7 separate regions of the Mus musculus genome follow, and regions 2, 3, 4, 5, 6 and 7 are each linked to region 1. Evidence: chromatin loops called from intact Hi-C (ENCODE). Cell type or tissue: heart. All regions are shown on one strand.

Region 1 (4,000 bases):
TCGTTCCCCGGCGTACAGTGGAGGGTGCGGGCTTTTAAGAGGTGCAGCGCAGGGGTGGGTGAAGCGAAGGAAAAGCGTTTGCGAGTCTTGAAGCCAAAGACGCTGAATCTCGATGCTGCTGCTTCCCCATAAAGGAAACCTCAAAGCTTTCAGGGTGGACTAGGTGAGAGGTGCAGGCTGCAGCGCTGATCTAAGGTGCCAACACGAAAGAGAGGGAAGTTGGTGGAAAAGACTATTTCCTCGGTCTACATAGCTACAGGACACACATAAAAGTGCTCAGCTCCCAACTAGAGCGGCTAGGCACAGAGTCTTTTTCCAGGGTCAGGGGCGGGAAGTAGGGGGCAGTGGCCCTACTTCCCAGTTGGGTCATTTCCTTCTGCTAGATTCTACATTTAGGGCCCACGTCTGAGAGTGGAAATGATGAGAGATGCCAACTAGGCGGAAGAGAGTGACCCAGGCTCCCAGTGGCGAAAAGGAAGATGGGAAACTCCCAGATCTCTGTTCTTGAAGAGATGGAAATTGAACAGTGTTCTCCAGTCTGCTCTTTCTCTGAACCAAGAAGACCGATGGAGAAACTTGAGGGAGAAGAACTCTGTCGCTGGAACAAACTTGGTTCTCCGGCTTCAAGAATGGCAGAGAGAAGACAATGAAGAAATGACCAATGTCTGCTTAAGGGGGAGTAGACAAAAGAAGCGTTGCTCCCCATCTTTAGGGCCTGGGCCCAGCTGAGCTGTACCTGTCCCACTTCATGAATACACGTGGTCAGAGCACATGCAGCAGGCAGAAATAGCCAGTGAGATAAGCCAGAGGTTGTCTGGAGCTGCAGTCAGGGTAAGGAACCTGAAAAATTCCCGAGTGACCCAGAATTGCCAGGAGATCGGAGAACAGTAATAGTCCAGGAGATAAACTTCGGCTCTTTTCCTAAGCTTCAGCGATGTTCCCCCAGGGTTCTCAAGGACCCACACACAATTACCTCGAGTAACTGAGCACAGAGTCATTTGTCTAAAACAGTTGTGTAGCCCCAAGAGAGAGTGAGAAATCAAAGATCGGTTCACTCCCAATCTTTACAGGGGATTTTTTTTTTTACAGACGAAGTTCATAAATGAAAACAAAATCACTGTTTTTGTTTCTGTGTTTAATGGATGAAGAAGCAGAGGCTGAGAGAGGGAAACACAACAAGCATCCAGGACCACAGAAAGAATTGGTGAGACAACCAGGGCCACACCCGAGGCCTTGTACTGTGACACTCCCTCACCAGTGACCAGAAGGGTCGAAATCCTTAGTCCAAATTGCCCAAGGCCTCATTGCTGGGTTACACCTATGGCTCTTTTCTATTTGAAGCTCGGGGTAACACAGATTGTCCCCTGGCGGAGACCTTAGAAGGGTCTTGGTGGGAAGAGTGGGGCTGAGTTGTCTCCAGGGGTGCAAAGTTGAAGGACTGGGACTCAGAGAGGCCTTATTTCCAGATGGCCAACAGGGGGCAGCCGGCACCGCGCGGCCGGTTAGAAAGGCCGCGTTAAAGCTCAAGAGTTTTGCCGGCACGTAGCGCGCCCCTTGTGCACAGGAGCGCTTTGGAAGGGAAGACCAGGGTCTTGGGCTGGACCTCCTTTGGAGGATCTAGGGCCGAACCGCCAAGACTAAAGCCAGCTTGTCAAAAACTGATCTCCAGCTCCCCAAGTCCCCAAAGCAAAGCAAGGGTCCCAACGCGTCCTCTCATACCCTACTTTCCGCCATTCCTCAATTGCTGGGTACTTACAACATTGTCTCCTCCAAATCCCCCCCCCCCCCGCAAAGCCTCGCCTGATGGAAAATGTCTTGAAATTAAATCTGGCTAGGTGTGCTAATATCGTCAAGACAGCAGATGCTGAGGAGGTACGACCTCATCACCCGACCCAAGTTATTTCCCAGGAGCGAATTGTTCATTTAAAGTGAGACCACGGAGCTGTGGCTCGGACAGGGCATAGAGGGTAAAACAGGGCCTTAGAAGCACCGGGGTTTAAAACCCTTTCTTTGAAGAAAGAACGTTGTTTGCTTTTAGGAAACAGCTTCGTACCGATCTTCACCTTACTCCCTACTAGAAAGCTGGAAATGAGAGGTATGAAGTATAAATGGAAATTGTTATCGAGGCGTGGAGGATAACCGAAGGAAAAGTTGTTTGGAAAATTGCTAGTTATATTTCAAGACGAAACGTTAACTTTTTTGTAAAAGTGAACTCTCGGTGACCCTCAGAGTGTGTGACTCGGCTTTAACATACAACTGACAATTAAAACAAACACGAGTTCACAAACTAACCCCCGCCCGATCTCGAAACGCAGAGGCCCTAGAGTCTCCAAAGCACTAGGTTGACTCCGCTCAGGGGGCAGGATTAAAGCCACTAGGACCACTACTCCCCGCCCCCAATGCTGCAGTAAAGGACCTGAGCTCACCCAGAGGCCGCTAATAAAGCTAATAACGCGACCCTGCTCCCCGCGCGGGGTGCGCTCTGGCCCCCCGCCAGGCACTCTTAAAGGCACAGGGGCCGGGAACGCTCGGGTTACTCGACCTGGAGAGCCGGGAACTGGGCCCTGATCGGAGGTTGGGGGTGGGGTGTGCGTTGCTCTAGGGTAGGTGGCCCCTAGTTTCCTTAGTCTCGCAGCCGTTTCTCCTAACACAGTCCTCATCCGGCCTCAGAGCTTCAGCCACACAATCTCCGCGTGCCGGTGAAATGAGCGTTTGATATATACTTGATGAATCGAATCATTATCCAGTCACTGAAATACACGTAGTAAAACTACACTCCAGTTCTCGAGGTAAAAAGGCGCGCCGCCTGTGACCCGAACTGTCTTTCCTGCCCTCGCTCTTCTCCATAGTTGAAAAGGTTTGAAGAATAGCCGGTGCAAAAAGTCTCCAAGGACGCAGAGGCAGTGTCCCCAGGGTAAGGGACGAAAAGATAGGAGTCCCTGCCGGCGATATTGGAGTTTAGCTTTCTCCAGGCAGTTAGAGAAATGGAGAGGATAGGGATAGATTGAAAGAGTTCAGTTAACTTTGAAAAGGGGGGGAAAAAGTAGGGAGCGTCCGTGCGCACAGAACACTTACCTTCATGGCGAGGGGGAGGGGGCACGGAGAGGAAGTCGCCACCCGAGCGAAGGCGGCCGAGGAATTCAAGCGAAGCGTCGGGGTTAAGCCTTGGGGGACAATCCAAAGCAGGGCTGCGGAGTCCTCCTGGGCGCGTCGGGTGGGCGCAGCGACCCGGAGCGGAAGCGAGCACTGGCGCCCGGACTCGGGCAGAGGAGTTGGTATAGCGTGGAAATGTGCCCAGGAACCGAGAGGGCGCCGGCGCGCGCGGGCGAGCAGCAAGCGCAGGGCCGAGCGGGGACACAGTGCAGGAGCCGCGGGTCCGACGAGGGCGCGCAGGCGACTGTTCCGCGGCGAGGCGCTCCCTCTCTAACGTCCATCAGCGACGGCGGTAATTAGGGCTTTCCAACCCCAAATGTGGGCGTGATTGTGCAAAAGACTTTACAACAAATAATAAAAAAAATTCTTCACAAGAAGGTGAAAAAAAATGCCCCACTACTCAACTGTGGCCCGAGGCGGGGAAGGAGGGGGGGCAATCCCTGTGCCCAAGATGCCCCCAGTTCATTCACACCACGAATTCTGCAGACTCCAGGCGGCTCACGCCTCCTGATTGTCAGCTCCTCCTCTCTGGGTCTGTGGCCGAAACGTCTGCTTCCAGGGACTGCTCCTGCAGCTGAGTTAGCTAGTGAACCTCTGTGTACACACAGACACACACCCAAACACACACACATACACACACACAAACGCACACACACGCAGACACAGAGACACGCGCTCACACACACACACAGACACACACACACACACACAGAGCAGCAGCAGCGGCGGCGGCTATGGGACCACAGAACAATCAGGCACGCATGGTTTTTTCTCCGGGAGATGCCGCTGAAATCGCACAAGTCGCCATCAGAGCTGCAAGAGTCAGCGCCAAATTTTGTCCTTTCAT
Region 2 (4,000 bases), 420 kb after region 1:
GTAAATGGCTTCAAAGACAATTAAAAACCTCACAAAGTTGTTGATACTATCAAACAAGTCAGTGTGTTTGTGATCAACTGGGCTGGTCACTGAATGCCTCTTTGTACTAAGAATAATGAAGCTGGGTTGGCAAGTCTAGAGAGCAGCCATGGGTGTCAGCCATGCTTGTCAAACAAGAGTACACCATGTCTGTTGGCTGGTTGCTAGATATCTGGTGCTGTTGGCTGGTTGCTAGGTATCTGGTTGCTAGGTATCTGGTTGCTAGGTATCTGGTGGAGAACAGAACAGATACCCACTCAGGACTACAGAACTCACTCCCTAACTGCCCTGAGTGTACCTTCCCGAAAGCTGCTTGACCAAGGATCACAGCCACCAAGACCCAAGGACCCATCAATAGGACACAAAGGGCAGGCAGCCTCCAAACTCAAATAGGATCAACTCCCTTCTAATAACTACTCCAGCTCCAGGAAGTGGCAGGGGTCTCTGCTGGGACCACACTGCAGCCTAAATTCTCCCTGAGCTCTCTAGCACACTCCAGCAAAGTTCGCACAAGTTCTTCTCAGAGTTAGTCTTTCCCAGAGAACTCCAAGAGCAACGTTGCCCTTGGCCTACCCCACTGCTCAGCAAACAGTAGCATTTGCCATCTTTTTGGTTGATTTTGCCAAACAGTCCATACTCATTTTCTATGAAAAGAAACATTGTGCATTTCCTTACAGGTGATGTCTTTTATGGATGAAGGAAACCGGCAGAGATTAAAATAACCGAAACCAGTTTTCATTGTCATTTAGAGAGTCCTAAACTTTGTAGGCTAAATTGACAACAGTTTTCTCGAGCACCAACTTACCACTTCTTGAGTTAACTCTATCTTTAAAGACAAAGAAGAGGCATACAGATCAGCAGCAGATCCTGTTTTTAAAGTACGGAAAAAGGTTTCTGGGCATGGTGGCATGTGTGTGCAATTCTAGCATTCAGGAGGCCGAAGCAGGAGAACTGGGAGTTCAGGCCACTCTTGGATACCTACATAGCAAGACCTTTTCCCCAAACTAAAAGACAGAAACTAAAAAAATAAAAAGGAATAAATAAATAGAAGTTAAAAAATGATAAAGTTTGTTTTTTTCTTTCTTATCATCCTAGGCCACCAATGTAAAATCCAATGCTGAGGGATAGAGGGTTTGATAGTTTTGACCAGTTATAGCCTACCTAGCATAGACTCACCTGCAGAGCCAATGAGAGCCACAAACAGCTCTTAGGGATTCCAAAGCACCTAGGATAAGGTCTCCTCTCTCCAAATAACTCCCTCTAGGCTCTTGGGCAGGTTCCATATTTTTGCTGGACCCTACTTCTCTTGCCAACAAAACAAGCTTACATTTAAAAAGGAAGAAAGAAGTCTAAGGTCTTTCCTACCAAGGAAAACGTATGCTTGCTTAACCTTGCAGGTTTTTTCCCCAGGCAACATAAATAAGAAAGATGTGGAGGTAAAGTGTAACAGCAGAGAAAATGTTAAAGGTGTCGTAAATTCAAGTTACCCAATCCGCAAATGTGAATTACAGGAGAGACTATTAAATGAATGGGAACAGGTTTTATAGCTATATTTTCCTTTTGCGAGGTTTCCAGATAAATCATTGCCTATGGCACTGACTGTCATTTCCTCAACCTGGAGTGTTCGAATGCATAGTTTAGCAGTGCCTTGGACAAGCCATAAGTCAAAGGTAACATTTTTAGAAATTAACCATGTCTAGGTCTCTGCCTTGGGTCATGACATGCTGACATAACAGCATCTGTTAGGAAGTGGGTGTGGCAACAGGGTGACACATACTGTGATTTGCAGATCCCACCCCACCCCCACCCCACCCGCCTCCAACTTCTGGTAGCAAGAAACATCTTAGGACAAAGCTGCCATCATCACCCGGGGCCAGGGAGAGCAGGTTTAAGTGGACTGCTGTTTTTTAAGCATGCTGAATTCGACTGCCCCCTAGAGGCAGCATGAACAGTATGCATGTGAGTTACATAAATTCTGTCTTGGAGACAATACAATTAATCCTTGCCTTTGAAGTGTGGGTTCTTCAGCAATGCCTCCATTTATCCTATAGTAGAAACACTTGGGTCCATGGGAAATCCACATCCATGAAGATGATCTCAACACACACCTTCACTTGGTGTGTTGTCAATTGATCTGTTTTGAAACAGTGTCTCACTATGTAATCCTGGGTGGCTACATAGATCAGACTGACCTTGAACTCAGAGATCTGCCTGCCTCTGACTCCTACATGCAGGAGTATGCCACCTTGTCTGGCTTGCAAGCACATGTCATTACTGCCTCATAGCTCAGTGGCTTTTCAAGTACAATTTACAATCCAGGTATTTTTCTTAAGGTGACATTGTCAGCAGCATGTTCTCAGAGTCTGGGCCTGACCATGAAAAACAAAAAACAAAAAACAAAAAACAAAAAACAAAAAACAAAAAACAAAAAACAAAAAACAAAAAAAACAAAAAAACAAAAAAACAACAAAAACAACAAAAACAAAAACAAACAAACAAACAAACAAAAAACCTAAAGCTTTGTCCTCAGTGGGACCTACAATTATCAGAGAAGCCAGAGCACCTCACTTACAGAGTGAAGACAGTCACACTTGCCCCCTAACCTCAAGGCTAATGGGCAACACAGAGCAGAGAACATGCATAAAACACTATTAGAAAAGTGGTTTACTACTCTGTTACTAACAACATGGAATACCAGCATTGATGTTAACACACAAGAAAAAGAAAAAGAAATTAAAAGATGCCTTCCGATTATAGCCCCAAATCTAGGAGTTGGGTTTTAGAGTAAACCTGCCAGGTCAAAGTTTGAAGTAATCAAAAGCAAGGCAGTCTCTATAGAGCTAGGTGCCCTCCTGATTCCAGAGAGGAGCACACCCTGTAAGGCCTTGCTGTATGCTTTTCAGCACTCCCTGGAGGTCCAGGAGGGTGGCTGGCTTTCTCTTAGACACTACAGTTCAGGCACCAAAAACTACACAGATGTGATAACATCTGAAAGGGAACCCCATCCTCCTTAGTAGCTGCCTCTGGGACGAACGAGAGATTATTGCATCATTAGAGCAAATGTCTGCTTACCCCACTCCAAGCCTGGCCATTCCAGCAGACTCTACCCTCGTGATAATGATGATTTCATTGAACAAATACATTGGATTAAATTCTGTGTGAGCCTCAGGTCTTGGCAAACAAATGCTCTCTTTACCAAGGACTGCCAAAGAGCCACTCAGAGAATGAAAACGAAAAAATCCCTGTGAGAAGGAGTGAGGCCCCGTGTCTCCAGGGGGGTAATTTAGTAGGTAGATTAGGCGATACTTGATTAAGAGTAAACCTCCCTTTTCTATGGATATATACAGTGTTTGTACAGAGGGGTTGAATGAAGTGGAGGATTAGGTCACAAATCCACAGGAAAAAGCCAAGGACTTTTCTCAGAAGAAATACACAAGTTACTCCACATTTGGAAAAACAGTCATACTTTATTGGGAGGAAAGAAAGGAAAGTTCACTCATACTATGGGGGTGGGAGGGACTCACTTGGCCCAGAACTGGTAGTCCAAGGACCCTGAGCAAGTCATTTGACATCTAACAGCCTAGTTTAGTAAGAGCCATGGTTTTCATTCAAGGTGCCAGAAGGTGACTGTTAAATGGTATTTTTCAAGACTGTATACAAGGATCGGATATAACAGAAGTCATTTGGAATTCATAGGGATTAGAGTGTAAAAGAAAACAAGTGTCAAAATAAATCCCAGAGAGAGAGAGACAGAGACAGAGACAGAGAGATGGGGTGGGGGAGAGATTTCTGTGGTAACCCTCAGTCCTCCCATGCCCCACCATCACCAAGCTAGCTGCCCATGTCTTCTACAGACACATAAGTACTTGAACACTTCCCATCATTTGAAATCACTAACAGTCCAGGTCACAGTGCAACAATGTAAGATTTATCTACAAACCAAGGGGATACCCAGAGCTCT
Region 3 (4,000 bases), 240 kb after region 1:
TGTGAAATATATGACATAAAAATAAAAACTAAATGTGATAATGCATTCCAAGGCTTCTGTTTAGTTTCTGACGTTACCACATGATAAATGCTAGCAACTGCTGTTACAGAACTTGGACACCACCAAGTGTAAAGATTTGAAAGTTTTGCATTATCGTATACCAGGCCCCTCTTTGTATTAAATACATCTAAACATATAATGAGTCTCTTCCTTTCAAGACAGTGTTTCAAAGAAACCTCTAAAATTGGTTTCTGTTAAGCAGAACATTTGACTTTCATGAGCTGACATCTGTTTCGCAAACAAACTTAAAGGAGAAAACAGATTCTGAGTGTGGAAAGGGCTCTGTGGACCACAGAGGAGTTGCATCCCAGAAAGCCAGACCTGACTTGGTTAATAACTGTTCAATATCACTCCAGCCAAAAGGCCACACAGAAGTGGGCAGGGTGTGATTTTATTCAGCATGAGGAATTGGAAAATGAAAATGTGTTCTGAAAAGTGACCCTTTAAAACTCAAAGTCAATTACACAGTCTAACCAATTTCAAACAACGCCAAAGCAACAACAAAATTCTTCCATAAAAAAAAAAAAATCTTTACCTTGAGTTGGTAAGCATGGGAGGCAGGATGAAGGGAATGGATTTTGCTTGGCTACCACATGTGTACTGTCAGATATCAATGCTTGATCGTTTCTGACATTTGTCTTCTGTGAGGAGAAGGATGCTCTGTTAGACTTACCTCTACTAACACTGCTGCTCTCTGTGAAATATAACACCAAAGCCCGTGGGGGGTTGCTGATGACCTATAGTGAGAAATCTTATGTATCTGCACTTTCCTGTGGGCAAAGCTTTGCTTAATGTCTACCTTAAAGAAATCTATTATCTATCATGATCAGTTACTGCCAAGTGATTTGTCCAACAGATTGACTAGTTGGAGGTTGGCAATTGTCAGAAAATAAGTCACTTGACTTCAAGGCTTAGTCTATGAGGCACTTGCTCATTTGTTCCTTTTCTTGGTAAGTAGGTTTGTATGTGGATACATTTGTGTATGTAAAAAATTGTCTAAAGAAGATGGACTTTAATTTCCTTAGGCTATACTTTCAGAATGATTCATTTGTTCGTTTTTACAGGAAGCATCAAAATGGACTCCTGTACCTCCATTTTTAAAATTCAGATCTACTTTTCTTTCTAAGGTGTATGCATATATGTTTGTGTATGTATACTCTGTATGTGTGTGTGTGTGTGTGTGTGTGTGTGTGTGTGTGTGTGTGTATTATAGTGGAAGACAGGGCAGAAGGGCGAAGTGTGGGATTCCCTGGAGCTCGAGTTACAAGCAGTTGTATTATACGTTACTAGATGTGGGTGCTAGAAGCTGCGCTATGGTCCCCTGGTAGAGTAGTAAGTACTCTTAATCACTGAGCATGTCTCCAGCCCTAATAATCCTCTTCTTAATGTATTTTTGTGTTAAGTAAAACCTCTTTTGTTTATGTTACATGGATTCCACTATTATCATAAGTAACTTTTAATGAAAAAGCAAAATCGATTGTCACTCTACGGCTGTGAGAAGGGAACACGCAGGAAAAGGGAGCAAGCAGTACACTGTAGGATTGTGTTATTACAATGTCAGAGGCTAACAGAATAAAGGTCCTATGGGGAGGATCTTTGTAGATAAAATGATATAAACTTTCGTTTCTTGTAAGCATTTTATTTAACATGCTTTTGGTCCGTGAGAGGAAAAAAAAAAGGCAAATGTAAAGAGAGGTGAGGGAAACAATGCCACATCTGTGTGCTATGAGTGAAGGTGGTGGACAGGCAAAAGTCAGGGTGCAAGGAGGGATAAGAAGATGCAATAACTACTAGAAAAGAGGCTGAAAGGGATACCTATCAACTGAAAGCTGTGTTCTTTCTCTGTGTGTGCTATGGATTGGCTCAGATTTTAGAATAATCTAGAAAATCTTTTTCTTGGGGAAATTGATGCTTTTAAGGCTTCCTTCTTAAGGATGTAATTGCTCACGTGGTGTCTAGGCTACTTTGAGAGGTCTAGATTTTAGGTCTGCCATCTCGTGGCCATTGCAATAAATACTGACGTTTATTGTCATCCTGGCTCCACCCAAGTAGCTTCAAGTCTAAAACTTCTACTCATTAAAAATTATCAAAAGAATAACCCCATTAAAAATGGGGCTCAGAGCTGAACAAAGAATTCTCACCTGAGGAATACCGAATGGCTGAGAAGCACCTGAAAAAATGTTCAACATCCTTAATCATCAGGGAAATGCAAATCAAAACAACCCTGAGATTCCACTTCACTCCAGTCAGAATGGCTAAGATCAAAAACTCAGGTGACAGCAGATGCTGGCGAGGATGTGGAGAAAGAGGAACACTCCTCCATTGTTGGTGGGATTGCAAGCTTGTACAACCACTCTGGAATCAGTCTGGCGGTTCCTCAGAAAATTGGACATAGTACTACCTGAAGATCCAGCAATACCTCTCCTGGGCATATATCCAGAAGATGTCCCAACTGGTAAGAAGGACACATGCTCCACTATGTTCATAGCAGCCTTGTTTATAATAGCCAGAAGCTGGAAAGAACCCAGATGCCCCTCAACAGAGGAATGGATACAGAAAATGTGGTACATTTACACAATGGAATACTACTCAGCTATTAAAAAAATGAATTTATGAAATTCCTAGGCAAATGGATGGACCTGGAGGGTATCATCCTGAGTGAGGTAACCCAATCACAAAGGAACTCACACAATATGTACTCACTGATAAGTGGATATTAGCCCAGAAACTTAGGATACCCAAGATATAAGATACAACTTGCTAAACGCATGAAATTCAAGAAGAAGGAAGACCAAAGTGTGGACACTTTACCCCTTCCTAGAAATGGGAACAAAACACCCATGGAAGGAGTTACAGAGACAAAATTTGGAACTGTGACAAAAAGATGGACCATCTAGTGATTGTCATATGCAGGGATCCATCCCATAATCAGCTTCCAAACGCTGACACCATTGCACACACTAGCAAAATTTTGCTGAAAGGACCCAGATATAGCTCTCTCTTGTGAGACTATGCCGGGGCCTAGCAAACACAGAAGTGGATGCTCACAGTCAGCTATTGGATGGATCACACGGCCCCCAATGCAGGAGCTAGAGAAAGTACCCAAGGAGCTAAAGGGATCTGCAACCCTATAAGTGGAACAACAATATGAACTAACCAGTACCCCGGAGCTCTTGTCTCTAGCTGCATATGTATCAAAAGATGGCCTAGTCGGCCATCACTGCAAAGAGAGGCCCATTGGACTTGCCAACTTTAGATGCCCCAGTACAGGGGAATGCCAGGGCCAAAATGGGGGAGTGGGTGGGTAGGGGATTGGGGGGGTGGATATGGGGGACCTTTGGGATAGCATTGAAAATGTAAACGAGGAAAATACCTAATAAAAAAATTTAAAAAAAATTATCAAAAGACTTCATTTTTAAAAGAAAAGGACATTGCCAGAGAAGTGATTCACTCTGAATTCTAATTCAAATGTTTCTTTCAACATTTTTTCTCTTGATGAAAATATAGATTCAAAAGTTTATTTACCTATTACCAATGTATTGATATCAGATTCAGCCTGATGTGGTATCAGTCAAAGGTAGTGGACTTCAGTTGACTGGTTCTTGTATGCTTTTGTTGACCTGATTTTAGAAGGAGGTCACTTAGTGGACACAGTGTTGGTTCAGCATTTATATACTTGCCATGGAGTTGTTAAAAGAACATTCATAATAAAACAGATTATAAGTCTTATAAATGAATACCAAGAGATGAGGCTTTTCTGAAAATTATTTATAAGCCAAATGACTGAGATCACACATACATACATACACACACACACACACACACACACACATACACACACACACTTGAGCCCTATGAGTAAATGAAACAAGACTGTATGTATAATGGTTCTTACCCAAACTGAAGAAAAGTGCCAAGATGTTACCCTGAAGACACAAGG
Region 4 (4,000 bases), 220 kb after region 1:
TATCTCTGGCCAGAGTGGCATGTCCACCTGCAGCTTGGAAGGCTCGACAAGCAACTCTAAACCCTATATTTAAAGCAGGGAAGCTTAAGACTCCTAAACATTGGGCTAGCAGCTTTGGTTGGGTCTGTTCCACTCCATTTCGCATTAGACTTGCCAAAAGCACAAAGAGACAACTGGGACCTTTGCTCATAGTATCTGCTATTAAGATAAATCAGCAACACTTGAGTGTCCCAGCTTCATAAAAAACAAACCCTTAGCAATATCACTTCACTCTCCAAAACAACAACTCTTTGCTCCCCTGCCTCACCAAGGGTTGCATCACTAGAAAGCTTAGGATCTCGAGGCTCTTCCTGCAAACCAAATCCCAGCTCAAAAGGCCTCACAAGGCCTTGGCCCAATAGGCCTCTTACTGCCTGGACACGTATGATCAGGGGTGGGAGAGATGAACGTTCCTTTGCCAGAAGAGAAAGCACCATCCTAATCTGGGCTCTTTAAAAAAAGACAATGTGTGTTCTTTTTGCTTCATTTGTGGTACTGCTGATAACTCATGGTCTGGCACCCCCCCCCACCCCAAATTCCTCATTGGTCAGAGAAGAGTGGACTTTGGCTTATGTTGATAGGCTCAGTAGAGACTGGGCTCAACCTACAAACACAGCCTTACATTCTGTAGAAGCACACGGCAGCTCCACCTTCACATTTTAGGACTAAGACCAGTATTCCACACAGCTGTAGAGCCCTCACAGCTGCTAAGAATCATGTCCTGCAGGAAATGTTTTAAATAACTCTCCTCTGTGAGTCAGGTGGCAAACAATGGACCCATTCTATAGGAAGGCAAGTTGATCTGCTCACTCTTATCCAATTAGCAAGTGGAGGTGAGTCCAGATTACACTTGCCAGAGGAGTAAGCTTTGAAGCCTTCCCTACTCCCTACTATCATTGAAATCTAGACTCTTCCAAGACTGGCTATAAGGAAGATGCAACTGAATTCTGGTAGGGAAGAAAAGAAGTGATGGGTCAAGTTCAGTACAGAGCAGCTGAACTGGCGAACTGGCTCGGCAACACCATGCTTCAGCAACGCCACTCCTCACCTTACTCACCGGCAAACAGAGCCCCGTGATGACGTAACATCTGCCAATTGTTGTGAGGACTGCAATAAGTTAACCAAGAAGATGCCTCTGAGCCTGGCTTTGTGTTTATTTAAGAAATGTTAGCTGAGCTAATGGTCTGCAAATGATGTATCCTCACTACTCAACTGGAAGTACCATGAAAGCAAAACTGCCCCTGGCCTGGGCACCCTCAAAGTCACAGTCAGCTCTCTGGTGTCCTGCGTGTCATGAGTGTGCCTGTGCTGAGACAATCTCAGACCACCAAAGCTCTGAGGAGCTGGGAGTTTGGTGGCCCATCCCTGCCTAGAGATAGGCATAGAGCCTCCAAGAGACAAGTAAAGTGCGCTGTCCACGTTTCACTGAGTGCTGGGATCAGAACTGGACAAGAACCCCACATCCTAGGTCCACTTCTAGATTCTGAAATTTCCATGTCTGCCAGGACCTTCCTGATGAGGTGCCATCCTGTTTCATTGAAACAAGATTTGTTTATATTATTTTAATTATGTGTGTGTATGTATGTATGTATGTATGTATGTATGTATGTATGTGTCTGTGTGTTTTGGGTATGTGCACATGAATATAAGTGCCCACAGTGGTCAGAGGTATGAGATTCCCCCTGGAGCTGGGGTTTGCAGGCAGTTGTAAGCTACCTGATGTGGATGCTAGGAATTTGAACCCAGGTCTCCAGGAAGAGCAGTATGTGCTCTTAACCACTGAGTCATCTCTCTAGCCCCTCATTGAAACTTTTAAAAAGGTCAGCCACAGGGCCAAAAAAGCCCAGGAAGCCTGACAACAGGCACAGCCTGGCTTCATGACCTCTGTCTCCCTGTTACTCCTGGCACACAGAAGGCAGAGTTGATGGTCAGCCAGCAAGCTGTGTTTGTAATCTAAGAGTGGTTGCCCAAGAGAAAGGGGAAGTAAGGCAGCCACTAGATGAGCAGTTAATCAGAGCCCTGTATTTTGGCCTTCTGAGGTGTCATTCTTGTGAGTTCTCATTGTTTTCTGGGCTCATAGCTTTCCCTCTTATCTGACCTTGTAACCTTTGCACACAGTTCCATTCCCAGACCCTGTCAAGGATCATTAGGATGCAGACTTGGCTGGTTGTATACAACAGGCATTTCCTAATGACCATATTTGGACAGAGACAAGATAGTAAAGTTTAGGTTGTTGTATGCATTAGAATACACACACACACACACACACCAACAACAACAAATCTCATTTAACAGTGGTGTTGTAGGGTTCTGGCTCCCCCTCCTTGTGAATTCAGCAACTGCACTCTGGGAGTAGACTGAAGAACAGACTCAATCCTTCTGGCTAAGTATATTCACTGAGTGCTCCCTCCCTGCACCGTGCTCCACATGAGTGCTCCCACCCCACACAATGCTCTACATGGAACACCCTTTATTTAATATAAAATTTCTTTCAATGTATCTATCTCAGGGCACCTCCACCATGAAGGTGTTCAGATAACAGCACCACTATTTTTTTCACCACCATACCAACCATTACCCCACACCTCACGTTTCACATTTATATTTTCTCTCTTTTGTCCCCATCACTAGACGACAACTCCCTCAGGTTAGAGGTTTTGTTTGTTTTGCTCACTGTAGCATCCTCAGAGTCCAGAGCAGTCCTAGGAACATAGTACATGCTCAATTAATACTTGCTTTCCTACACCCTGTCTGAAAACCTCCCTAAAATGCTGTGTGCTTAGAATACAGCCCATCAGCATTAAGCAGTTGTTGGCCGGTTAAGCCTTAGCAAATGACAGGTGTGTTTGTAGGAGAGAGCTACTTCTCAGTTCTCCAAAATCCTCAATAAACAACCCTGGCCAGTAAGTCAATTTGGGAGCAGTAATTTTAAGGAACATAATTTTAAAAGGCTTCATATTCAAGTGTTCAATTATATAGTATGATTATAAAAGTACAAACTAGAAACAAAGTAAAATCCCCAGTGTAGGGGAATAATGAAAGTGGATCTTCTTCTGATGGCTTTCACGGACTCGGGAAACACACCCAAAATAAATGCGAAAAGAGATAAGAGAGATCTGCATTCTTCAGGGGGTCGAGTACTCACTCAGATGTGCACAGAGCATGGAATGTAGGAAACTATAAATCTTAATGACAGTTACTTCTGAGTGCTGAGGTTATGAGTAATTTGGGATTTTTTTCTTTACATTTTTTGAAGTTTTTTTGTTTTTTGATGAGCACATGTTATTTCTACGTCAAAATATTTATTTATATGTTCCCTACCATGGTAAAGTTCATATAGGAACTTTTGAAACACAATGAAGCCATGATTAAATTTTAACATAGTCTCTGAGCAGTAAAATCCATCAAAGATGAATCTGAAAATTGTACATTTGTGTTTCAGCTTATTGTAGAAAACCAAAACAAAATAACCAATCAAACAAACAAAAACAACCAATAACACACTCTGCATCTTCTTGAGATGGAATCAAGTAAACAGGAAGGGAATTTAGCTCAGCTCTACCTAGAGTTCTCTGCTTGGTGTCTGTCTGTCCGTGTCTGTGTGTCTGAAGCCCAGGGAAGTACAGACTGATTTGCAGAACAGTTCACATCCATGGCAGCCTGAGTGTGACTTGAACACAATTATGAAGGGGCGAGGCACAAAGCAAGTGAAAAGGGCTTTTCATCCAGTTTGAAGTTCAGCATCAGGAGGACACAAGGGCAGGAAGCTGGGGTTTTTTTTTTTTTTCCATTCATTTGAAATGATAAGGTGAAGACAGCTTGAAAGGACTTTTAATTATGAGGAGCAGGGAGGGGTTCAGGCAGGGAGGGAACTAAGGAGGGAGAGAGAGTGGGGGAGGGGGAAGGACAGGGAGAGAGATGTCAGAATCAAGAGAAGCCTTTACTATTATTATTATTATTA
Region 5 (4,000 bases), 700 kb after region 1:
ATTACAGAGGCCTGGAGGGGCTTTCTGCATAAAAGACAAAGCCAAGCACTGTTAATGCAGAGTATAGTAACTCAGTGTTTTGAGAAACATGCCCAAACATATTTGACTATGAAGCCATCGGGCCAAGAAATCTTAGTGTCTGGAGCTGGGGGCAAAATTGGCAGTGGGGTTCTCATTATCAGGAGATTTCACACTACCTCGTGCTGCAAGGTCCAGCCTGCCTCAGTCTAACAAAGATTCATAAGTATGATGCCAGTACTTTTAATATGCAAATATACCATATCATTTGCATGCCTGTAAAATATAAAGCATAAAAGCCCCAGTTTGCAGTTCTTGCTGAGCCTAACTGCAAGGCAAGTGACACTAATAAGTTACTTAATGCTTCTGACCCATATGGACATGCCAGGGAAATAGCATCTTCTTCCTACAGGTTGCTATGAAAACTAAGTCGAAAAAAATATGTATTTTAAATGAGGGATGAAGCATCAGGAACCTTCGGAGTTCAATGCATATCAGCTAAGATTAGCTCCTTCATCTAACATCTCCTTTTTAAACCTCACCAAAAATAACAAAAAAACAAAAACAAACAAACACAAAACTCCATTAAATTCCTCAAATTCTTACTAAATAAGAGAACAACAGACAAATAGTTCGGCACCACACCATTGAAATGTCTAAAGCTCAGAGTTAGGAGAAAAGCCTCTGGGCACATCACAGGGGAGACTAAGAGAATATACAACACAACGCAAAAGAAGATAAAGACCTGCTGGTTATGGTACAAAAATAGCAATTGAGAACTTACCTTCAGCAAGCATGAGAAATTTTATGTCCTTGGGGAGCTATTTAGTGTCCAGAAATATATTTTTTTTAAACTGGAACAAGCTCTAAGAAGTCTCACCAAGATCTCACCTTCAAAACTAGGGTAGAGAGCAGAAGGTGCTTGAGGCTCTCCTCACAGAGTCTAAATCCCCTCCCCACAAAGTGGGAGATGGCAGGTAATTCAGGGAGCTGCGCTGGAAGCCCCCTCATTATGTTTTTATAGCTCCCTTCCCATCATTAAAAAGAAGCACATTTCTAGTGGGCAAACATCCTTCAGTTGAACAAACTTGAAGCAAGACTATTCCTGAGTAAAGTTGCCTTTGTTTTTAAAACTCCTGGGCATACTTAAACTGATGTGTGAAATTCCACGAACTCCAGGCAGGGGGTGTTTCTCAAGAGCTGAAGCTTACAGTAAGACTAAGTAAAACACAGACTTTCTCACTCACAAACCGGCAAAGTCTTTATGCCTAACGAAGTCACTTATAATAAAACGCCAATCGAGAATTTACTAGGACATGAAAGAGGCTTTAAGAGGACATTTAGCACAGCTGCCTAGAGAGACCTTCTCACAGGTCTCCGCCATCTTCATATGCGTGATAACATTGCAAAGATCCCAAAGTCTAAATAGTGGCAGAAAGCTCATCTTACACGTCACAGAAACTAGCAACCATTCCCAACTGCCTCAAAACCCAATGTCTCTATTTGATCAACGCCCCAAATGTCCAACTAAATTCTGTCTGGCTGAAATATGATTGGAAAGCATCCTGGCTTTATTTAAGTAGTAGGATTCATTTTTAAAGACAGGACTGAGAAAAATCCCCATACTGTTTTGGTCTTGGCTAGTAGCTAGTTTGACAAATGACGCTATTCTGCTTTAAATGACTCATAAAAAGTTATCAGAAAGGCCTTATGATCAGTTTTACAACTGATCCATACTCTCTTGTATCACAGGAAAAAGCAAAACCCCGAACCTTCCAGACACGGGGAACAAACTATAGCTCATTCACCAGCGCCATCTAGTGGGCGAAATGAGGTACGTCTAGTGCTGCTCTGCAACGTTTGGATGGTCTGTTTTAAACCCATAATTTTGGAAGAAACTTAGTTCAGTGTTTCCCCCAAATACATTCCTTGATAACAGGATTCTGTCATCAAATGCATTTGAGACTCACTGGGCGAAAATCTGTGAAAAAGACAACTTTATTTCGGACTACCATATCCTCTATATGCCAAGGCGCACTGGGAGTCTCTAAAGGGCATTTCTCGCTTGAATTCGATCAAGCAAACTTTTTACTTATGGATACTTCAAAACTCCTCAAAGAGTACTGGAATTTCTTACAACAATGTTTTGGAAATGCTGATCTAACCTAGCTCCTGACTCAACAATGTACACAGGAAGACTCCAGCAACAAAAGTAGCGCGTCCAGGTTCTCAGGACTGTCTCACCGCCTGCCAAGATCCAGAGCAGGTGAGGTGGGACCAGGACTTCCTCCTCCCACTCTCTAACATTAATACTTTGCTATGAAAGAAACTGTTCGGCTAGAAGAATCTCCTATTACAGGCAGATTGAATACTGATTTCAAAATAACACTTTCCTCACAAGTTCTGATCACTTCTGTGTTTTAACCTGGCTACAGACCACCCTTAATGCTACATGCCAACGTGCGGGTAGTTCACCTCTCTCTATTTCATTGCTATTGCTCTATGTGAAGAAACACCATTGAAGAGTATATGCAAATTACTTTTCATTCTTCCCATACATATTCCACTTAACTGTAAACCTGAAAAACAGTTACAACACTTATAGTAACTTTTGGATTTCAATTTCAAAGAATTTTATGCCCAGATAATAAGGTCCGAGAGAGACAAAACCATCACTTCCCCAGTAGAGCAAATGCTATGTGGAATGAGAAAGCCACAAATACAAAACCAGAAGCTTCCAAGGGTCCTGCTGCAAATACACAGAAAACGGACAGAAAGGAGCAAAGACATAGCTCAGATGGTAAACTATCCCCAGGCTACACACATGACGACCCATGCTCAATCCCCAGGCTACATACACATGACGGCCCATGCTCAATCCCCAGGGCCTACAGGATTGTGCTGGTTTTTTGTTTGTTTGTTTAAAGCATGTAGTGGCACATGCTTGTAACCCCAACAACAGGGGTTCACTGGCCAGCCAGTCTAGCCTATCTGATGAGTGACTTATCTTAAAATACAGAATGTTTGTTCCTGAGGAATGGCACTGAAGTTGAGCTCTAGCTTACACACACACACACACACACACACACACACACACACACACACACAAGAAGTACAAAGTACAAAGCTAAAAATTAAAACAAAAAGCAGGTCCTTGCTTACATGCATCCCAGGACCCACTCAGACTTGACTCTCAGGAGCAGCCCCAAGAGCTCCAGCCTCCCAGGATGGCGAGAGCCCAGCTACTCTCCTGTATAGACACCTACACCTGCGTCCTTCACTGCCACATCCTACACACTGGTGACGTCAAAGTGATTATGTGTTCACAAATTTATACCACAGAGTCCACTAAGATTTAAAAATGGTTTGACAATGACTTAAATATTAAGAACGAACAAAAGAAAGACTTTGGGTTTTTGTTGGTTTTTTTTTGTTGTTGGCTTTTTTGGGGTTTTTTTTTGTTTTGTTTTGTTTTTGGTTTTTTTTTTTTTGGTTGTTTTTTATTTGGGGATTTGTTTTTCATTTCGTCTTTGTTTTTTCTTTTTTTTTTCAGTTGGTTCAGTTTGATGTTTTTGGAAAGGGTGAGGGGATCTTTTTTGAGATAGTGTCTTGATATGTTTCCCAGATTGTCTTTGAACTTGCAGTACTCTTTCTCCCTTCACTTACAAGCGTTAGCATGGCAAATATACACCACCGTATCCAGCCCTTCCTTGGCAGTCTCTTGAACCATTTTGATAGCTGTGCAATACTTCTGCTAGGTTCCTATTTTAAATTTCTCCTGTGAATAATCTTTCTCTTTAAAAGTATTTAACGGGCTAGAGAGATGGCTCAGCAGTTAAAAGCACTCACTGTCCTTCCAGGGGATCTAAGGCCAGGTCCCAGGACTCATATCAGACAACAATCTATAATATAACTACAGGTCCAAGGATTTGACCCCTCTTCCGCCCTCTGCAGGCACTGGACATACTCCCATATAGACAGG
Region 6 (4,000 bases), 370 kb after region 1:
AAGCATTAAAGCCAACCTTAGTTCTTTCTGCCCTTAAAGACCGTGCACTCTGATTATCTAGAGTGCCTGATCCTTGCCATGGGAACAGGACGTTCAGGTACAGCTCCTGAAAGGACGACGGCCAGGATTCACTGATGCTCTGGCAAGAACCAGGACCCTAGAGTGCCACAGCTGAATAATAAATATGTCCTCAGTTCTGTGGTGGAGTAGAGCCCAGCAGTTCTTAGGCCTGAGCCGTGCTCTATGTATTCCATCCTAGGACCTGGGAGATCCCCATCCCCATCCTTGCTGGACATTAGGATGTTAACATTTACTAACCTAAACTTGCACACATCATGGAGAATGTTCATTCTGCTGACCTCTAGCCACAAGTTCATTCCCAGAAGGTCTGGACTGGCAGGAAGGTTCCGAATCAAAGACACTAATTACAGTTGTGATTTCAAAAATGAAGATGAAAGGCAAGTACTAAAGGATACAAGAGATGAGAGCAGCTGCAGAGTTGAGCCTCCCCAGATCTTCCTGCTAGCCCTGGCGTCAGTGCTGGGGCCATGATTGCACTCCACTTTGTCCTCTGAAGCAGGTTCTCTCACTGATTCAATCTATCTGGCTAGGCTGGCTGGTCAGTGACATTTAAGAATCCTTCTGCCTCAGACTCCCTAGTTCTGGGATAAAAAGTCTCTCTCTCTCTCTCTCTCTCTCTCTCTCTCTCTCTCTCTCTCTCTCTCTCTCTCTCTCTCTCTCTCTCTGCTGGGGCTCCAAATGCAGGTCCTCAGCTTGCGTGAAAAGTACTTTACCAACTGAACTATCTCCCCAGTCCTGGGGGGTGGGAAAAGCCCCAAACCCTAAACAATTAACTCAATTTTAAATTTTATTTTATTGGTCTTTCTGTGTTGCAGAATATAAAGCAGTTACAGCATCAAGACTATTAGGTTTCATTTGCATATTTCCTAACTTCATACACTTTAATAATAATAATAAAGCCATCGGCAGATCTATGTCTAAAGAGTCCTTCTCCACGGCTCTGAAGAAGCAGGGATCTTGAACCTGAACCACAGAGCAATGAGAGGATACATTTTTAAAGACCTATAGGACATTAGGGTGTCAACATGTATCAACCCAAACTTGCACACATATGTGTGCTGTTTAACTGAAGATCTGAAAGCCAGATTTCTGTTATCTGCTGAGATGGATCCTGGGATAGCTTTCTGAGGCATGGGGGCCTCCTGTGCTTAGTAACTGCCAACTTGCCATTATTTCGACAAAACCTTTACCCCTTTATATTATATGCCAGTTAGAAGTTGGTAAGTAGATTGGTTAAGAATCTACTTATCCAGACAAATGGAAAAAAAAAAAAAGGGGGCATTTTTCATACAGTCTTTCCAAAGCAGAGTGGCTTGTCTATGCTATGCCCTGCCATCTACCCGTTTCCTGTCTTTGTTTGTTTCTTAGTGTTTTGGTGTATACCCAGCTTAACCAGTGAAACTGCCACAACCTAAATTAGAACAAACTTGAACTAAGTGCTGACCTGGGAGACTAACCAAACTCTGCCAGCTCTACTGAAGGTTCAGAAGCAAGTTGGGTCATAAGGTGATAAACCAGGTCAGAGAGAGGCTAGGAGCGAGTTCAGTCAGCAAGATGTGCTTGCTATGCAAGCTTGAAAAGCCTAGAGCAACCCTCGGTCTCCAGCACTTACACAAAAGGCCAGATGCAGGGATGCATAGTCCCTGGGACTTCCTGGCCAGTCAGTCTAGTCAAAGTAGAAAGCCACAAACTCCACCAAAAGATGTTACTCAAAATAATAATAATAATAATAATAATAATAATAATAATAATAATAAATAAAAATAAAAGCGCAGACAAGCCCTAGAGAACAAGATCCAAGGTTTATCTCTGATGTTCACACACATAAACATGTGCCCCACCATGAACATGCATACATACCCAAACAAATGTTAAAAAAGGGGAAGAAGATATGAGGGAGGGAGGCTGTCTGGGAGGGAGACAGCGAGGGATAGAGGGAGGAAGTAAGGAAGGGAGAACATAATGATATAGGTTTAACTCCTGCCTCAGAATCAGCAACTTTCAGCCAGTAATGCTGTGAGCCTTCAGATCTGTTAGGAACAAGGACTGCCTACCTATTATTAATCCCTGGTATGCATAGCTGACCTACCCTCCCACCTCCCCACTGCAGCATTAGAGTGACATCTTTTGGAAAATGTTGAAACTGATAGCCAGGCTGCTCGCCACCTGGACTGGACCACTGTCTCTAGATTGTGCATAGAATTCACCTTCTCCTTGTTGAAGGAAGGCATCAAAGAACTCTGCTGAATACACCACCTCCTAGTCTTCCTCTGCTAACAAAATCCACTTTGAGCACCTCAGTTTTAACCACATTTAGCATTTTTTCTTCCCAGACTAATTAACCAAATCACATACTGTGACAAAAGATGGGTAGAAAAGAAATATAACAAATAACAAAACAGATACACCCGACTTCACAGATACCATTTAGTCAGTGGGTACTGGCGGACAAGTATCAATCTCCAAAGTGGCTGCGGGCATGCTCCACTCTAGCTGGCACCAGGCACTGGGCAGGGGGTGGGGGGCGGTCTTCCTGGCCTGCTTGTTGTGTGTGCTCTTTGGGACGTTTTCTGTATTCTGTGTTACTGCTCTGCAGCCGTGTTATTGTCTCTAACACTCTCTATGCACAGGATGGAGAGTGTGGAGGAGCAAAGGTTCCAATCTGGGCAGCTGAGCTCCTAATGAAGAGAGCATCTCAGCGTGTGTGGGCTGTGCACTTGCCCTCTCTATGTACCAGTCTCCCATCTGTTAAATACATCTAATTACTGTATCTGCAGGTCCGGGTGAGATGGCACCTACCTGCTTGCTCCGAGTGTGCATGTGATAGCCTGCAATGGTTATGAAGGGGCATGTCTGTGTAAATGCTGGCATTTAGTTTTCGGCCTATGAAAAGATGGCAAAGGGTATTTAGCATTTTTCAGAAAGATTCCTACACTTCTTCAGTGGAATATGGAAAGGTTTAAGCTTAACTTACAACAAGCCAAGTCAAACATTTGCAAACTGTGCGTTGTTTATATTTTACTCTTACTGAGGCAAAATTCCAAGCATGAAGCTGAAGAAATGGAGAGAGGTAATGGAGCGCCCACCCTGCCCAACAGAGCGCCCACGGCAGTGTGGGTGCTGGCCAGCCTGGTGGAAGTGCACTTGGCATGAGGTCAGTACACCATAGGAACTGGATTTTTCACTTTCATTTTAATTTATTTGAATCTAAAGACCCACATGCCCACTTCATCAGAAAGAGCAGTATTAGGGCAGGCATATTCCATTGCCTTCACCAAAGGTATAGAAGGTCATATCTCTGACTATAGAGGATACCCTTTTTATTTTATTTTTTTACATACAGTAAAATATAAGAATTACCATTTGGGCCAGTTTCTCCAATTTAGTTATTTATCCTAAAGATAGGATAAGGGTTGTTCCAACTGTACATGCATTAACATTTGTGGCTACAAGTATCAGTTACAATGCTGTTTGTAAGTATCATAATAAAATTAAATGTATGAATACATATTACACATAAATATAAAAACACCTATGTATGTGTAACTTCCAAAGCAATGAGATTAGCAAACTATGTACTCATATGTATGATAACACTGCAAAGCGTCTAGACTAACAAAATATCACAGGCACCCAACTGTTAGAATGTCAGTTAGCTATTAGACACTCAGTCAAAAGTTTTAATATAAAGAAAAGACACAAAACTTAGGCAAGTCAGGAAAGTTAATAAATAATAAGTGTACTCCAGTTATAACTATGTGAGGATATTTTAATGTAAATGCATAGAAGAAAAAGACCAGAAGGAAATGTATCAAACTATTCTCATGAGTTGGATGGTATCTAGATGAGGGGTTTTAGGTAATATATCATATTATTCCTTGTACCTATTGCTGTAAATAGGCTCAGTTAATGAAATGAG
Region 7 (4,000 bases), 940 kb before region 1:
TTTGTAACCGCAGTTGGCGGTGATGTCTGTTTGCAAATTTTATCCTTTGATTTCTTTCCACTCTGTTCAATCCGAAAAGCCACTGGAGACGGTGGGACAGGCCGCTCTGCTCCTTCCTGTGATGGATTCGCTTGTTCTTGTTGGCTTTTGCGTGGTGTCTTGCTTCCCAGCTTTTGCTATTCTTTTGCCTCTTCGTCCCTCTCCCTGCCTCTTCTCACCTCAGCTTCCCTTTAGTTTCTTTTCATTCTGTGTCACCATCTCTACATGGCTTCAGAGTGTGGAGTATCCACTTGGTGTGCCCGCTGCGCTGGGCAAGGATGGAGGTGGAGTACTTCCTGCTTGGTCAGCTGGCCTGCATAGTGCTACAGTGGTTGCCAGTCCATACTTGCTGCCTAACAAGCTTGTTCAGAAACGAGAAGGCAGTTTTTAAATTAGCAAACATTTGAGTCTCCCATACAGAAACCAGCCATCCATTTGGTAAAGAGGAGCAATGGGGTCTCAAGATTACCTCAGGATGCTATTAAAAATAAAAATAAAAATAAAAATAAAAATAAATAAAAGTAAAAGAAGCTGGAGGAGAGATGGCTTAGCAGCTGGGAGTACGTTTGGCTCTTGCACGGGATCTGGATTTGATTCCCAGCACCGACACACTCACGACCATTTAGAACTCCAGTTCTAGGAGATCTGACAGGTTCCTATGTGGTTCTCATCTATACACTGAATCAAAGCTGTCACAAATATAAGGAGATTCTAATAAACAACAGCAGCAAATTAAGTTGGATTAGTCTTTTAAAAAGTAAAAGGGAAACTATTTCTTTTGGCTTTTAGTCACTGCCAGTTTTCCTAGTCAGAGGGGACAGTTATCAGATAAAACAGAGAGCAAAATCATTGCATTTGAAATACAAATTATAAGTAAGTTTTTAATATTCACATATTTTGCATATATTGTATATGTCTATGGGGACATATTATGCCCTGACATGTGGAGGTCTCAGGACAATTTTAAGAATTGATTGTTGGGGAACGCCAGGGCCAAGAAGTGGGAGTGGGTGGGTAGGGGAGGTGGGGGGAGGGTATGGGGGACTTTTGGGATAGCATTGGAAATGTAAATGAAGAAAATACATAATAAAAAAAAAGAGTTGATTCTTCCTTCCACCATATGAGTCTTTGAGATTCAACTCAGCTCAGGCTTAGTGGTGAGCACCTTCTCTACTGAACCACTCGCTTCATCGGTCTTAAAAAAGTTATATTTATTATGCATCCTACACCTTTATTTGCTGAGTCTGGCAACCCTGTTTGTATGTAGAGTCAGGAATTTGGGATGTGTCCCCTTGCCACCAGGAAGTTCAGCCTCTAGACAAGACTCCAGGTTACTTACCTGGGCCTGGGATGGGGGTGGGGGTGGGGGTGGGTGGGGGAATCAGTTATTCCATAAGTCTCAGAGGCACAAAGAGCGGGTGTAGTGGATATGTGCCTTCAGTTCTCAACAGTGGAAGAATACAAAATCCCTGACCACCCTCCCACCCTCCCGTGTGCTCTGGCCTCCTGTATGGCACTGTGACCCCCACAGCATCTCCTGCAGGTCCACAGAGCCCCTGTAGCCAGGCTAAGAGTTCTTCACTTCCCCAGTGCTGGATGGTCCAGGCAGCAGGAGGCAACCAGCTGTTTTTACTGTATCCAGCCCAAAACATGTCATGCAGAAAAAATGTCAAGTCGTTTTGAAAAATGTCGGAGGTATAATGAGCCTGACAGGACTGGAGTGGCATTGGCCATGGTCACGTAATTACTACCTCAGTGTTTGTTTACCGTGCAGCCCTTTCTTCTTACACTGGAATTAAATCAATCCAAGCAACAATGCAGCTTTATACAACCCAGGTCTCAGCGCAGACAACACTTCTGCATTCCCAGGTCCCTGGTGAGGGTGATCTTTGCCAGGTTGACTAAGCAACTTAACGGATTCTTTCATATCCGTATCTTCAGACTAAACTCGAGCAGACTTATTAAATTAAACTAAATGGAGGTCACCTAGTTTTCTTCTGCAAGCAATAAAATGTTAAGATAGGGTGAGACACTGAGGTCTGAGATCTAATTTGAATTTAAGCTGCGGCCTGGCACCATACTCCCGAGATCCACTAGATGGCGCTGATGATTCACACCAATGCAGTCGAGACTTTTTTTTTTTTTTTTTTTTTTTTTTTCCACCCCCTTTTTCTTTTTCCTTTTTCTTTTTATGTGCTTAAAAAGGTTAGGCTACTTCCACATACTTCTTCCCTTTACCTCCTCACGTTTGACATTCTCTTGTGTTATTCAAATGGACATTATTTCTCCCTTCCAAGATCTTTCTACCTCTGTGAATTTGTAAACATAAATAATTAGAAGGAGGAAGATAAAAAAAGTCCGTCTTATTTAAACCATCCATCTCTTTGTTGCTCCATTCCTTGATTTTTTTTTTCAGGGTGAACCTCCTTGGGCTTTGTTTCCTTGACGCATTTGGTCAGCATGTCTTCACAAAACTTCTGCAGTTCCTTTAGATTTCCTTCATCTGGTACAGTTGATTTTCCTCTCGCAGATTTATGCCCCGTTTACTTTGGGAAAGGAAATATCTATCCTTAGCATTTGAGTTTTGAGGATTTGCCCCCAACAGTGGGGATCAGATGCCTGTTAAGGTCCCAGCCATCCTCACTTAGAAGCAGACTAGCGGAAAGCTCTCCTGGTAGGAGGGGCGGTTCCATGTGGGTTTGTGGGGCAGGTCTTCTTTCATATACAGAATAAATTCTGGGCCAGACAAGGACAACAAAAGCACAAAGACTGGCAGCTGTTACAGATTTCCACCCCTAATGAGCTACATTTTTTCCCCTAGAGCATGGCTAATATGGGATGGGTCCCTCAGATTTTAAAAGGAATGTTAAAAGGGAGTAAGGTTAGCTTTAATCAAGTTAAAAAAAAAAAAGTCCTAAAACTAATTTCCAGCCAAGCTTGAGACCCATGGAAAGTTCTCTTGTAAATATTACAGCGGCAAGCGGTTTCCTTTATTTTTCTTATGACTCTTGGTTCTCAGAAATCACATCACCTGATTGGCTGGGAGAGCAGGGACCTTCTGGAGGCAGGGTCTCTGTGCTAGACCTGGTATATGCTCTAGAGCTTGCCTTTATGGGGGAGATTCCAACAAGGGAGTGCATCTGTGAGAGATGTTCCAGGCTTCTCTGCTGCTCTGAGATTTATTTAACAGAAAGGAGACTTGGGGTGTCCTGGGGCTTCTAACCATATCAGTGTCCTGTCACCAACTGGGTATCAAATGGCAGTTTGCAGAGTCCCAGTCCCCATTATCTTGGCACCTTGCAGTATGAACCCCCTTAGATGGGAAATAGTTATCTTACACAGTGCACCTGGATATTTCTGTAGCACTCCTTTGAGATAATTGTCAAGTAGTCATTGGTGGATTCCATTATATTGCAGAAAAGGCAGCAGCCATGAAATAAAGATAGTGTAAGCAGGGGAAGGTTAGATTCTGCAGTTGTTGGAAAGATAAGGCCCAAGACTCCTGATTATGAATGTCCTGTCATTCTGTTTAGAAAATCAGGCAATGGATGTCCCCTAAGTGTCTACTTGACAGTTCTGAGGGTTGAGACTTGAGGGGGGGGTGGGGTCACATGGAAGTAGGAAAATACAAAGCTCCTCCTCCTTTCTCTACAGTATGAATTAACCGTATTTAATACAAAATGTCTTACAGCTGTACAACAACTTCCTGTGTCATTTGTCAGGAAATATGAAAAGATTTTCAAGCCCCAAGCAAATTTTGCCGTGAACTTAAATATGCAAGTTTGTGACCATTCACTGGGTATCTCTGTTGACACTGATTCTTCTCTGTAGATTTACCCTGATACAACGGGCTTCTCCTCTGTCTGTCTCTGTCTCTGTCTCTGTCTCTGTCTCTGTCTCTGTCTCTGTCTCTGTCTCTGTCTGTCTCTATCTCTGTTTCTCTGTCTCTGTCTCTATCTCT

The links. Hi-C counts contacts between places; a loop is a spot of excess contacts. Peaks named below come from ENCODE experiments on the same cell type or tissue, not always from the same donor. Only the 100,000 strongest peaks of a DNase experiment are listed, where the experiment ranks them.
Region 2: it touches region 1 in a loop (11-fold over the local background); 22 of 42 quality-filtered maps call a loop at or near these places.
Region 3: a loop joins it to region 1, with 16 times the contacts of the local background. A loop is called at or near these places in 7 of 42 quality-filtered maps.
Region 4: a loop joins it to region 1, with 9 times the contacts of the local background. A loop is called at or near these places in 12 of 42 quality-filtered maps.
Region 5: a loop joins it to region 1, with 9 times the contacts of the local background. A loop is called at or near these places in 24 of 42 quality-filtered maps.
Region 6: a loop joins it to region 1, with 14 times the contacts of the local background. A loop is called at or near these places in 2 of 42 quality-filtered maps.
Region 7: a loop joins it to region 1, with 14 times the contacts of the local background. A loop is called at or near these places in 5 of 42 quality-filtered maps.

Annotation. Positions count from the first base shown.
Region 1 is chr14:28,505,190-28,509,189 of GRCm38, reverse strand. Wnt5a (wingless-type MMTV integration site family, member 5A) reads right to left here and starts at 3,717. Exons shown (of 5, transcript NM_009524.4): 1 at 3,076-3,717. The coding sequence starts at 3,081. In heart, no CTCF peak of the experiment used is centred here; DNase peaks (open chromatin) are centred at 2,479 and 3,759; H3K4me3 peaks cover 4,000 bases; H3K27ac peaks cover 4,000 bases.
Region 2 is chr14:28,087,774-28,091,773 of GRCm38, reverse strand. The region is part of intron 15 of Erc2 (ELKS/RAB6-interacting/CAST family member 2); the gene reads right to left. Among named protein-coding and RNA genes, the nearest start is that of Gm34996, 210 kb to the right of the region's middle. In heart, a CTCF peak has its summit at 1,982 (motif pointing left); no DNase peak of the experiment used is centred here.
Region 3 is chr14:28,260,937-28,264,936 of GRCm38, reverse strand. All of the region lies in intron 16 of Erc2 (ELKS/RAB6-interacting/CAST family member 2), which reads right to left. Among named protein-coding and RNA genes, the nearest start is that of Gm52097, 120 kb to the left of the region's middle. In heart, a CTCF peak has its summit at 2,057 (motif pointing left); no DNase peak of the experiment used is centred here.
Region 4 is chr14:28,281,873-28,285,872 of GRCm38, reverse strand. The region is part of intron 17 of Erc2 (ELKS/RAB6-interacting/CAST family member 2); the gene reads right to left. Among named protein-coding and RNA genes, the nearest start is that of Gm52097, 98 kb to the left of the region's middle. In heart, a CTCF peak has its summit at 2,363; no DNase peak of the experiment used is centred here.
Region 5 is chr14:27,806,111-27,810,110 of GRCm38, reverse strand. The region is part of intron 4 of Erc2 (ELKS/RAB6-interacting/CAST family member 2); the gene reads right to left. Among named protein-coding and RNA genes, the nearest start is that of Gm45645, 33 kb to the left of the region's middle. In heart, a CTCF peak has its summit at 1,838 (motif pointing left); no DNase peak of the experiment used is centred here.
Region 6 is chr14:28,130,674-28,134,673 of GRCm38, reverse strand. The region is part of intron 15 of Erc2 (ELKS/RAB6-interacting/CAST family member 2); the gene reads right to left. Among named protein-coding and RNA genes, the nearest start is that of Gm52097, 250 kb to the left of the region's middle. In heart, a CTCF peak has its summit at 2,209; no DNase peak of the experiment used is centred here.
Region 7 is chr14:29,441,429-29,445,428 of GRCm38, reverse strand. The region is part of intron 4 of Cacna2d3 (calcium channel, voltage-dependent, alpha2/delta subunit 3); the gene reads left to right. Among named protein-coding and RNA genes, the nearest start is that of Cacna2d3, 280 kb to the left of the region's middle. In heart, a CTCF peak has its summit at 2,125 (motif pointing right); no DNase peak of the experiment used is centred here; H3K27me3 peaks cover 340 bases.